2 separate regions of the Homo sapiens genome follow, and region 1 is linked to region 2. A link is an interaction called in ENCODE POLR2A ChIA-PET data of the cell type or tissue named here. Cell type or tissue: MCF 10A. All regions are shown on one strand. Links, peaks and the distances in the headings refer to the core of each region. The heading gives the core; the rest is flanking DNA. Region 1 overlaps MYO1B (myosin IB). Region 2 overlaps MYO1B (myosin IB).

What was found. Peaks named below come from ENCODE experiments on the same cell type or tissue, not always from the same donor. Only the 100,000 strongest peaks of a DNase experiment are listed, where the experiment ranks them.
Region 1: POLR2A ChIA-PET joins it to region 2 with 5 read pairs; 3 of 35 experiments call an interaction of 5 or more read pairs at or near these places.

What each region holds. Positions count from the first base shown.
Region 1 is chr2:191,258,255-191,263,639 of GRCh38, forward strand. The region is part of intron 1 of MYO1B (myosin IB); the gene reads left to right. Among named protein-coding and RNA genes, the nearest start is that of MYO1B-AS1, 15 kb to the left of the region's middle. In MCF 10A, for the core only: no CTCF peak of the experiment used is centred there; no DNase peak of the experiment used is centred there.
Region 2 is chr2:191,315,631-191,321,015 of GRCh38, forward strand. All of the region lies in intron 3 of MYO1B (myosin IB), which reads left to right. Among named protein-coding and RNA genes, the nearest start is that of MYO1B-AS1, 72 kb to the left of the region's middle. In MCF 10A, for the core only: no CTCF peak of the experiment used is centred there; DNase peaks (open chromatin) are centred at 2,601, 3,321 and 3,771.

The DNA.
Region 1 (5,385 bases), core at 209-5,208, 57 kb before region 2:
GTAGGCAATTATAACACAGTAGTATTTGTGTATCTAAACAAAGAGAAGGAATAGTAAAGATATGGTATAAAAGATAAAAAATGTTACACCTCTCTAGGGCACTTATGAATAGAGCTTGCAAGACCAGAAGTTGCTCTGGGGGAGTCAGTGAGTGATGGGTGAATGTGAGGGCCTAGGACGTTACTGTACACTGCTGTAGACTTTATAAACACTGTACACTTAGGCTACCCTAAATTTATAAAAACACAAAGTAATTGCATCATGACGTCACTAGTCGATAGGAATTTTTCAACTGCATTTTAAACTTATGGGACCTCCATTATATGTGTGGTCTGTTGTTGACAGAAACAGATGTGGTGTGTGACTATATCCCCTTTTTGAGTAGGGCAGCGGTTATAGCTGCTTATTTGCTTTTGTCACAGAGCTACATGATGTTGGCATGACCTTGTATCTCCACTTCATACACACTAATACTGTGGAGGAGGATCAAGTCGTTGGGTTTAGCCTAGGCATGCCAAGGGTATGGCATGAGCATGGAACACATAATGCTAGAACTGCCAGCCCAGTCTTAATACTTAGCACTGGTTGCCAGTTTAAAAAACAATACAAAGGTATAGGTAAAATGTTAAAGGAAACTTGTACTAATTTATGTCCTTTGAAGTGACCTTTTTGTGTCTCATGGACCCTGGGCTGTAGTACCTGACTATCTTCTGCAACTCGGATGGAGAAAATGCCCCTTCCTTACCTGGCAGGCAGTGAGCCAGGCTGGACATTAGATACATAGTCGACTTCACCTACTCTGTGATTTAGCTTCCAGCTTTACCGTTTGCTGTCTTGGCAGCAGCTTGTGCATGGTGAACTTTTCTGACTAGAACAGTTAATAACCCCCACAGATGTTGGGAGCCCAGTTTTGCAGCTGTTGATATGTCCAGTTGGATTTCTTGAAAGAATTAATCAATTTTGAAGATCTCATGCCGTGGGCTGCAAGCATAATAGGATTTAGGGGGAAACTTTATTTTATGGGAGTTTGAGTTGGTATTGCAACAGATGTAGCAGGAGGTTGAACAGCAGCTGAAGGGATGCAGGAAAATGGAGTTTAAAAAGATGTTTGTGGGCCTACCACTCTAAAAGTGTCAACTGTGGTCATTTCTGAATATTCTTTTCCAGGCTTTTTATGTGAATGTTTTAAAATGTGATCATAATCATAGAGTACATACATTTTCTATATTGCTACATAGTATTTGAAATAAATTTTATAGTTGTGTATTATTCCATTGAGTACCATCATTTTCTGCAGCATCCCTTTATTTTTGGGCATTTGTATTCCTTCTGCCACTTTGCTGTTGTGAATAATACTGTGATGAGCCTTTTTGTACCTATAACCTTTTCTATATTTTGAATGATTTTCTGACAGTAGATATTGAGAACGAGGTGATTGGGTCAAAGATTGCTGTGAACTCTTTGATGTAATCAGGTAATGGATGGAGTGACTTGGTTGGTGGGGCAGAAAGAGTTGGAGTCTGGGATAACTCCCTAGTTTCTGGCTTGTGTGATGTTGGGAATGGTTTGCATAGACAGGGCCACAAGTGAGGGGTTCATTTTGGGATGTGGGGCATTCAGGCAGTGAGGGAGCTTCAGGGACTGTTGAAATGCAAGGTCCGGAGCTTAGGGAAAAGCCAGGGCCTGGGGTTCAGATGAGGGGATCATGGGCAGCTACGTGTGGTGGAAGCTGTGGATAATGTTAGGATTGCTTAGAGGGTAGAGTGAGAAGAGGAAGGCGGAGGATAGAACTCTGGGAACATCATTCTGTGACAAGTAGAGAATGGAGAAGCACTAAGGAAAATAAGGAGTGTCCGGAGGTGGGATGTGGACAGCCAGGGTTTCCTTTCTTTTCAAGAGCTTACTTTGGTTAAAATAAGATTGAGTGGGTAGCTATCCCTGTAGAGCCTGGGGGCAGATTTATTTTGGAGGGTATAATATTACTTTTTTCCCAGATAGGCTTTTTTTTTTTTTGAATTAAAGCTATATAGAAGTTAAGGTTATTCTATTTGGTGCTGAGTGGGGAGCCTTATATGCATGGTACTGGGGTCAGGATTGACTTGTATGTATGTGTTATTTAAACTGTTTTGGTTGTTTTGGGCTTCTGGTGTGTATATGTTTACATAACATTGGTTGTTTTGGGGTTTCTGGTGTATATGTCTTTACACAGTGTTTTAGTAGTCTATTGAAATATATCAATATCATTTTTACACAAAAGAACATATTTTTTTTGAAGAGAGTGAATGTCAGATTTCTAAAAGTATGTCAATCATGAATGGATTTACCATTTAGCTACTTACAATAGAAGCACCCAGATTTTTCTGGGAGCCTTTGCTTTTTTCAAGAGAGTGATATTCCTTTTCAGAGAAACATTTGTCTGTGTTGACAATTTTAAAGAAGTATGTAATTTTAAATTATGAAACTCAAATTTAGTTTTTAATAGTAATTTCTGTGTTTATTCTTTCTATCTTTAAGAGCCAAGTTATAGAATGACATGTGACCTTGTACTCTTGACTCTATGTCTGGTTGTGGATTTGAAGTGTTATTTTTGTGCTTTCCTAAATGACTTAAGCACTTATGACTATATATTTGGATCAGAATAAATATGGTAGTTGGATATACTTTTGAAAAGCCAACCAGATTTTTAACCTGGTAATACCATAGTACTATTCATTCTTATGATTGTCCAGACTCACAGCTTTAGAAAACAGTCTAAGCTTTTATTGACTTCCAGACTTGCTGGATTTGTTGGTGTTCTCTTTTTCTCTGTAAAGTGGATCAGCCGATGCCATAGATACACTAATGCTCCAAGCTAGAGGGCTACCCTGTAGTGTGCTCTTGAGTTTCTTTTCCCACCAGTTGAGAAGAATGCTTCTCCAGACCTGACTGTGTTAATTCCCAGACCTGCGTGTGCCCGGTGTACTTATTATAGTTTAATACAATGATTTTAAACATGTGTGCCAAAAGAATTGTTGTTTCTATGAAAATTCATTTGAATTCTTTGGAAATCACCTGATAAGAATGAATTTCCATAAATGACTGCAGCTAATTTAGGAGTGGCTGAGATAAGTAAAAAATTTGGGGGATCATAAAATAAAAGTATCCTCACTGATATTATCAGTCATTCATGATTGGTGGGTTAAGTTGTGATTATGTAAAACTCGATAATCGTACTGGCTCAAAGCAGTAACCCATGTTCACACTGTGTGTCCGTTGTGGATCAGATGGGGACTCTGCTCCATTTGTCCTTAACCTTACTCCAGAACACAGTCTGATGGGGCAGTACCTTCTGGAACGTTGCTGGTCCCTGTGGCAGAGGGGACGCCTGCTGCAAAGGTCTTATTGGCTATATGCCTGAATTCAGCAAGGCGGGACGTAGAGAGGGGTATGGGGCATTTGTAAAGGGTAATGAGGTCTACCGCACTTCACTTTCCAGGGCTCTTTAGAACCTCACTGTTCTTTAAATAAATTGGACTTGGAGGATGATGCCTTGGGATGGTTTATAGAAGAAAGACCATTGAGTACAACAGTGGACATATACTCAAAGAAAAGGCTCCAGCACTATAACAAAAGATTGACAATAAATGTATATTTGTAGAGCTTCATTTAAAATGACTTGTTTAGGTATGTATCATTTTTTATGACTTCCAAATTTAACTGACTTAAAAAAAAATAAGCCAAATTGTCAATCCTTATGCATTTGGATAAGAGAACCTCTACTTTAGTCTTAAACGCTCCTGTCTCTCTTCCACCTCTGTCAAATTAGTTTCCCACCTTTTATGATAGACTCATCTGTGATTTCCCTTGGCACATCTCCTTTTCATTTCCATTAGCATTATCCTAATTCTTGTTCCTCAACTACTAGATTGGGGCCCCAGATGAATTCCTTGATATACTGTCTTGTATAGGGCCTGTATGCAGTGAGAAAAAGGCACTCTTTGGGGCAGACACAATCCCACAGGAGCTCAACTTTATTTTAGTCACCTTATTCTGCCGCCCCCCCTCCTCCCCAGCTGGCCCACTTTTATGCAGTACACAAACTGAACAACTGCACAGAGCAGTCCTCCTCCCTGCATTTAGTCGCTTTGCCAACAAATTCAGACTGCCCATCCTCTGCTTAAGCCTCCTTTAAATTTGTTGTCTCTATTGTGCTCAAAATCATTTTGGTGGCTCCCTGTCATCTGTATGTAGTGGCTGACCTCAGTTTTATCTTCCATGGGACCATCACCAGTGACTCTGAGCCTTAGTTGTTGCCATCTTGATGTGTGACATAAGTAATGACTGTAGCACAGATGCGCTGGTTAGGCTATGTAATGCTTCTCTCTCCCCGCCCACCCATTCCCACCACTCTAACACCTGTGAGCTCCTTAGGTCTGACTCCTAGTCTAGCCTTGGCTTACCTTTCATCCCAGCTTCATTGTTCATCAGGCTCCTATACCGGCCGTCCTCTGCTACCATTCTGCCAGGTCACCGTCTTCTGAATATGTTTTTTATTCTTGCTTTAAACTTCTTTTCTGCTTAATCACATCCAACTCACCTTTCATGGTCGAGTTTCACCTCTTCAGCTATCCTTCTGTGATTCTCCTGCTGTATGATAGTAGCTGTACCTCTAAACAGAAATGTTCATCTCTATATTCCTCCTTTTGAGGTGAATCGCCTGCCCTATATGAACATATTATACTGGTTATCTTACTCTTAAGTATTCTTTCCTCAGTTAGATTGCACATGCATGAGAAGCAGTAGATGTGTCTCTCATTCTTTCTTCTTTCATTGCCTGCTAAGTACTGTTTGTATACCAGTAGCATGGGTCAGAGTGGGAGGTTGTCAACAGAAGAGTCCAGCATGTATCCATGATGGACTCTCGATCAACTTTATATGATTAACTCATATAAAACAGCCCTGTATGGAAGCTGAGGCTGCCTCTTCCTAGCCACAGGATATTGACCTACTTTCCCCTTCTTATCTGCTTGCAAAATATTTGTTGTACTTAGTGTGTTCTCCCTGTCACAACGAATGTTTGTCTCTCTCTTTCATATGAACTGAAGGCTAAAGTGCTAGTTAAATCAGTGGAAAAAGCAATGGAGAAGAAAAGTTGGTAAGCAGTTTTAATTTCTAAACCAGAGGGGCCTTATAATTTTGTCATTTAAAAAGAACTCTAGTTTTTCTACCCACCTATTGAGAGACAGACGTAAGGGTAGAAATGTAAATTTTAAGTTTTGATGATTTATAATATAATAATGTATTTTGAAAGCCCCTTTTTTGATAAACTACTTGTAGAAGGAAGTTAACTTTTCTTAATCGGGTTTCTACAAGGTAGTTCACTATTGTATGTTTTATTTCTTACCA
Region 2 (5,385 bases), core at 202-5,201:
AAAGTTTTCTTTGCCAATTAGATTTCAAAGAGATTTCTCCTGTGAGACTGACTATGTGAAGGGTGTCATCATGACAACACCTCCCAAAACTTAGTAATGCATTTTAGATAGCTAATTCTCATGTTACTAAGTGGAAGCAGCGGACATAACACCAAAGCACAGTTTAGGAAAAGCGAATCTATAAGGATTTAGATTTAGGAAAAGCAAATCTATAAGAGGTATAAGTAAGTGGCTGTCACCCTTGGCTGTCTGTTAGAACCAGTGCAGAATTCCCTTAGAATCTATAGGGTTGGGGAAGGGGAACAAGGTTTCGGCTCCGTAGGTGCCTAGTATACATCTAGGGATGAGAACCATAGGTACAAGTGCTGAGCTTATTGATGGTTTGACTCAATTAAAGAGTACAAGGAACAGATAGATTGCATATTTCCTTCAGGTGCCTTGTAGTTCTGTGAAAGTTTTTTGTGTTCATTTATTTGTTTTCTGTTTTCTCATAAATGGGCTTTGAATTAAAGGTGGTCTTCAGATAATTGGAGGTTTTATTCTCTGGTAAGGGCTTAGAGTACACAATTTCCACTGCCAATAAAAGATCCTTAATTTTAAAATTCATTAATAGATTGGTCTGCCTTCATTTTATGAAAATTTAGGAAGCAAACCTAGACTTGTTTGAATAGATGGCCCCTCATCTCTACAGAGATTTCTACAGAGATTAGGGGCCATAAGTCATATGATAAATAGAAAGTTCTCCAGACTGGAACTGATTTATGATAATGATTCCCAGTCTTTGGGCCTCGGGAGTTATTGTAGGGATTGCTGTTTTCTCAATCAGTAGGTATTTGAAGTACACATATTTGAAGAGAACAGTCATATGTGAGTGAGTGTGTGTGTGTGTATGTGTGTGTTTTAACCTTTAAGCAATAAAGCTAGAACTACTAGTCTAGAATAGTTTTAGAAATTGGCATTTCCTATTTGACAATTTATAAAAATTTTAGGGATGTCTTCCTTTAGCAGGTGTTTAGCACTAAAATCTTTGGAGACATGTGCCTTCATTCCAAATCTCTGTAGATTTTCTTCTCTGTCAGCAAGCCTACCATTGGCATATAGAAAGCTCCAGTGAGGGTCCTCTGGCATCATCCTAGGACTTGTCACTGAGTTGATTGGATGTGACAGCATGTCAGATTTCAGTGGCAAGAATGGCATGGAGGTGAGCAGAGGGTTGTCACTGTAGCTTTTCTAGGCAGTCTTCTAGCAATTTAATTTAGGAAGATTTAACGTGTGGAGTCTTTGAAGATGTATTCATTGATCCAGGAAAATTTTGAGTGCCGCACCTCTGCAGGTTTCGGTGATTTTGTTGGTGCAGAAAACTTGTTCTCAACATAAATTCGGAACACTGAAAGTAATCCTTCTTTGGAGGAGGACGTATTTGATTTGCGGAGGCCGAAGGGGACTGTGATAGGTAGCTCTTGGTAGCTTTAGCAAGCCATGATGGAGGGAGAGCCTTGGACTTGAGTATCTGGAGAGCAGGTGCAGCGTCGTTTTTATTTTTGCATCCTGTCCAATGCTGGGCACAGTTGTTGGCAGATTGTAGGCACTGGATACATCCGCTATAGAACTCAAGAAGGAAATGAGGATAAAAGTGATACTTGTTCAAAGGGGACCTAGAGAACTGACCAACAGTTTTTGGAGACGAAAGGGCATATCAGCTGGAGACTGTAAGCAAGGTAGGAGGGATAGGAGCAGCATATTCTCATTAGCCAGCTCTGAAGAAGGCTGTAATTGCCTTTGCTCCTTAGTTCAAGAACTAGCAAGGGCCTGCAATGTTACTAGTGCAAATGTAATCACACTTTTTTAAATTTTATTATTATTATACCTTAAGTTGTAGGGTACATGTGCACAACGTGCAGGTTTGTTACATATGTATACATGCACTATGTTGATGTGCTCCACCCATTAACTTGTCATTTAGCGTTAGGTATATCTCCTAATGCTGTCCCTCCCCCTTCCCTCCACCCCACATTTTGACTTTTAAAAGGAGATTTTAGGTGACTGTTTGCCTGTGTCTTCACATTGAATTTATACAGACCAGCATTAGAGAGAATTGCTGAATCCAAATAACCCAAATGAAAAATTTTAACTAGAGTATAAAATAGAGCCTCACTCCTCTTTAACTTAATTCTTCGAGTATTTTAAACCCACAGAGCTCTTTGTAAGCATATGAATGTGCACTTATATATGTCTACTGAAATAACATTTTATTTCATTTCCTCTTTGTTATTTGTAAATAGTTGGCAAGCAAACATAGACTTTGAAAATGCCATACATTAATTTTATTTCTTTTTTTGCATGAATATGAGAAAAGGTGATGTTAGGATTAATTACACCAGTTTTTTTCTGAGCATATACCATGTGTTGCACTGTGCTAGGCACTAGATGGTGAGTCTTAATTCCCACTCTCAAAAGAAACTGTAAACAAAAAAAGTCTCCCAAACTTAAAACACAACATATTACACACCATATTACAAGGCTGTAATAGATGTAGAAATAGGATTTTATAGGTGTACAGGCAAGGGACTCCTAGAGCGAGCTGAGAGGCAGGGAGTTCCAGGGAAATGAGCCAGGAAAAACAGCAGGGCCAGCTCTAGAGGAGGGCCTTGCTTGCTTTGTAATCTGTAGCACATCAGTGAGAAATCAAGCTTTTAGGATTTGATTCTGTATGAGTGTATCTTGCTTGGTTTTGACCTCTCTGGGTAACCAGAAATCAGTCTGAGTATATAGAAATGGAGCTTTCATATTGAAGGTACAAGCTTGTATCAAGCTTATATTTTGTAATAAAAATATGTGTACTATGTAGAGCTCCCAAGGACCTGATGCCTGTCTCCAGATTACCCTGAAGCAGTCTCTGTTCCGATCCAAGGTCTCTCGCTTCTACCCAGCTGTTCTGGGAGGATTGTCTCTAGTCTTTTATCAGATAACTTTAAGCCCCTGCAGATACGTAGTAATAAATACCAACTTCCTGCTTGCAGATCCAAGTGTTTGCTTCTCTCAAAAAATATATATGTAATCTGTGTGTGATATTTCAACATAGTCATTTTCTTGTAGCCACTTCTGAGATGTATTGACATGACTTAAAACACTTGAAGCAGTATTTGAGTGCTGTGCATTTGGATGTGTTCTGAAGCAGCACTGTCTGTGTGATGGAAGCATGCAAGAGTTGTTTGAAACCCTTTGTGTCAGGGCACTTTCTGTGTACCAATGTTAAATCTTCCTCTAGCAGTCACATAGCTTAAAGCATGGCTGTTTAGTCACTCCCTGCCTAAAGTCCAGGGCCAGGCTCTGACTGGATTGGTGGAGAGCATAGCAAGCTTGTAAACTGATGAGGGAGGGAGTGGCCTCTTTGCATTTTAGGCTAACTCCAGTAAGGAAGAGGAGGGCTGCAGGGAAGAGAGCCTGCAGGCCGAGTGGTATATGATATTTTTGCTTTACCCATTCTTGTGTGACTACTTTGAAGTCATTTTGTTATGCAGACACTTTAGCACTGAAAACACCATAAACATAAGCAATCTCAAATAATGTGCAGAACAGACTTGGCATCTTGAGCTTCCTTATTGTTGAAACCCTTTACTTAGAGTGGCAACCAGGACAGGGGTAAGGGAGGGAATGGGAGTGGAAACCATCTGGAAGACACACTCACATAAGCCCTACTATGTTGACCATACACAGTCCTCTCAGAGAAAGCTGTCAGTCACTCTAGGCCTGGAGCCTGCTCAGTCTCTGACGGGGCTTCTCTCTCCATGGTCTGAATCATCGTCCTCTGATGTCCTTTTGAGTCACTGATTTTCTTTTTAAAATTAAGACATGGATTTGGCTAAGTCATGATGGAACTTACTTGTTTTCTATTTGAAAGTCTAGAGGAAGGGTTTCCACATTTTATCTCTGTTACAAATTTGCAAACCTTGTTTGAATAGGTACATCATAAACCCTGGGTATGGCAGGATGTTGAGCCTCCGGACCACATTAGGATCATGTCAGTCAAGACTGCCCCCAAAATCCTTGGAACTGCTGCTAAGACATCTATCTCTCTGGTGCCTAAGCAAAATAAATGCATTATACTTATAATCAGAGTACTCCTTTGAACCATAGTTTTGGGGGACAGAACTGATACAATTTTGCTTTGAGTTCTAACAAATTTCTTACAGAAATGTTTAAATGTATGAAGTTAAATCTGGCTACAAGGGGGACAAGATTAGGAATGGAGAAGGAGTCATGGTAATGAAAAAAACTACATTTTTTGACAGCATTGTATCAAGATGGCTTGTGAAAATGTCTTGCTTAGATATAGAAATCCCCATTAAGAGGTTCCTGAAAGCCAAAAATGAGAGACTCCTCTAAGACAATGGCAAGCTGGTGATGGTAAGGAAAGGGTGACTTTGGAAGGTATTGGGTGGCTGGATGAAAGAAGAAAAGCAAAATTTTAATCACAAAAACTTTTTTCTGGTCTTAGTATTCCTCTCATGCTTTGGGGAAAGGTTTTGTTGTTGTTTTCAACAGGCAACACGGACCAGATGACTTGTCCTCACATCACTAAATTATTTTCTAGTTAGATAGTACATGATTTCTGTAAACTGAGCTCCTGAGGGTAGGGACAGTATCCTTTGTATGCCTCTGCCTGACACTCTCCTGACACATAAAATGTTTATTGAATTAAGGAGTACTGAATTATCTTAAAATTATTCCCAGAATGCTTCCTTCTTTACAGTATCATGATATGAATTTAGCTATTAACAAGGAAGACTCTTATTATTCTTATTTTTATTATTTTGCCAATTCACTTTTCTTTCTGCACAATAATATATGCAAGCTCAGACATTTCATGGTATATACACAGTGGTCTGTGTGTATGTATGTGCAAGTATCTGTCTATATTCAGGCATCTCATTAATATTGGTAGATTTAATTGAATTTTGCAGCCACTCCATGAAATGGCTACAGATTTGGTTTTCCTAAACATGAATAGATTGATGACCTTGATTCTGTAAGGCACACCCACAGATTCGGCCCCCACATACCTTTTAGTCTTGTATTGAGCACCTGCTGCATTTCAGACCAAGGGTACTTTATAGACATCCTCTGCACAGCCCTGTGAGGCTTCAAGCACAAACCAAAGCTTGAAGAAGTTGATAGCCTTTTACCGCTGCCCATTTTCTCTCCTTTATGCATTAAAAAAAAAAATCAGACAGTATGTACTTGGGGTTCCAGTTCAAATGGCATCTCTGCCTATTGCCTTCTGTGATAACCTGAGCCAGATCTCTGCACTTCCACAGTATATGGTGCTATTCAGGTCCCCAGCACAGTGCTTTCTAGGGCAGATGGGGCACTGGGGGCTGTCAG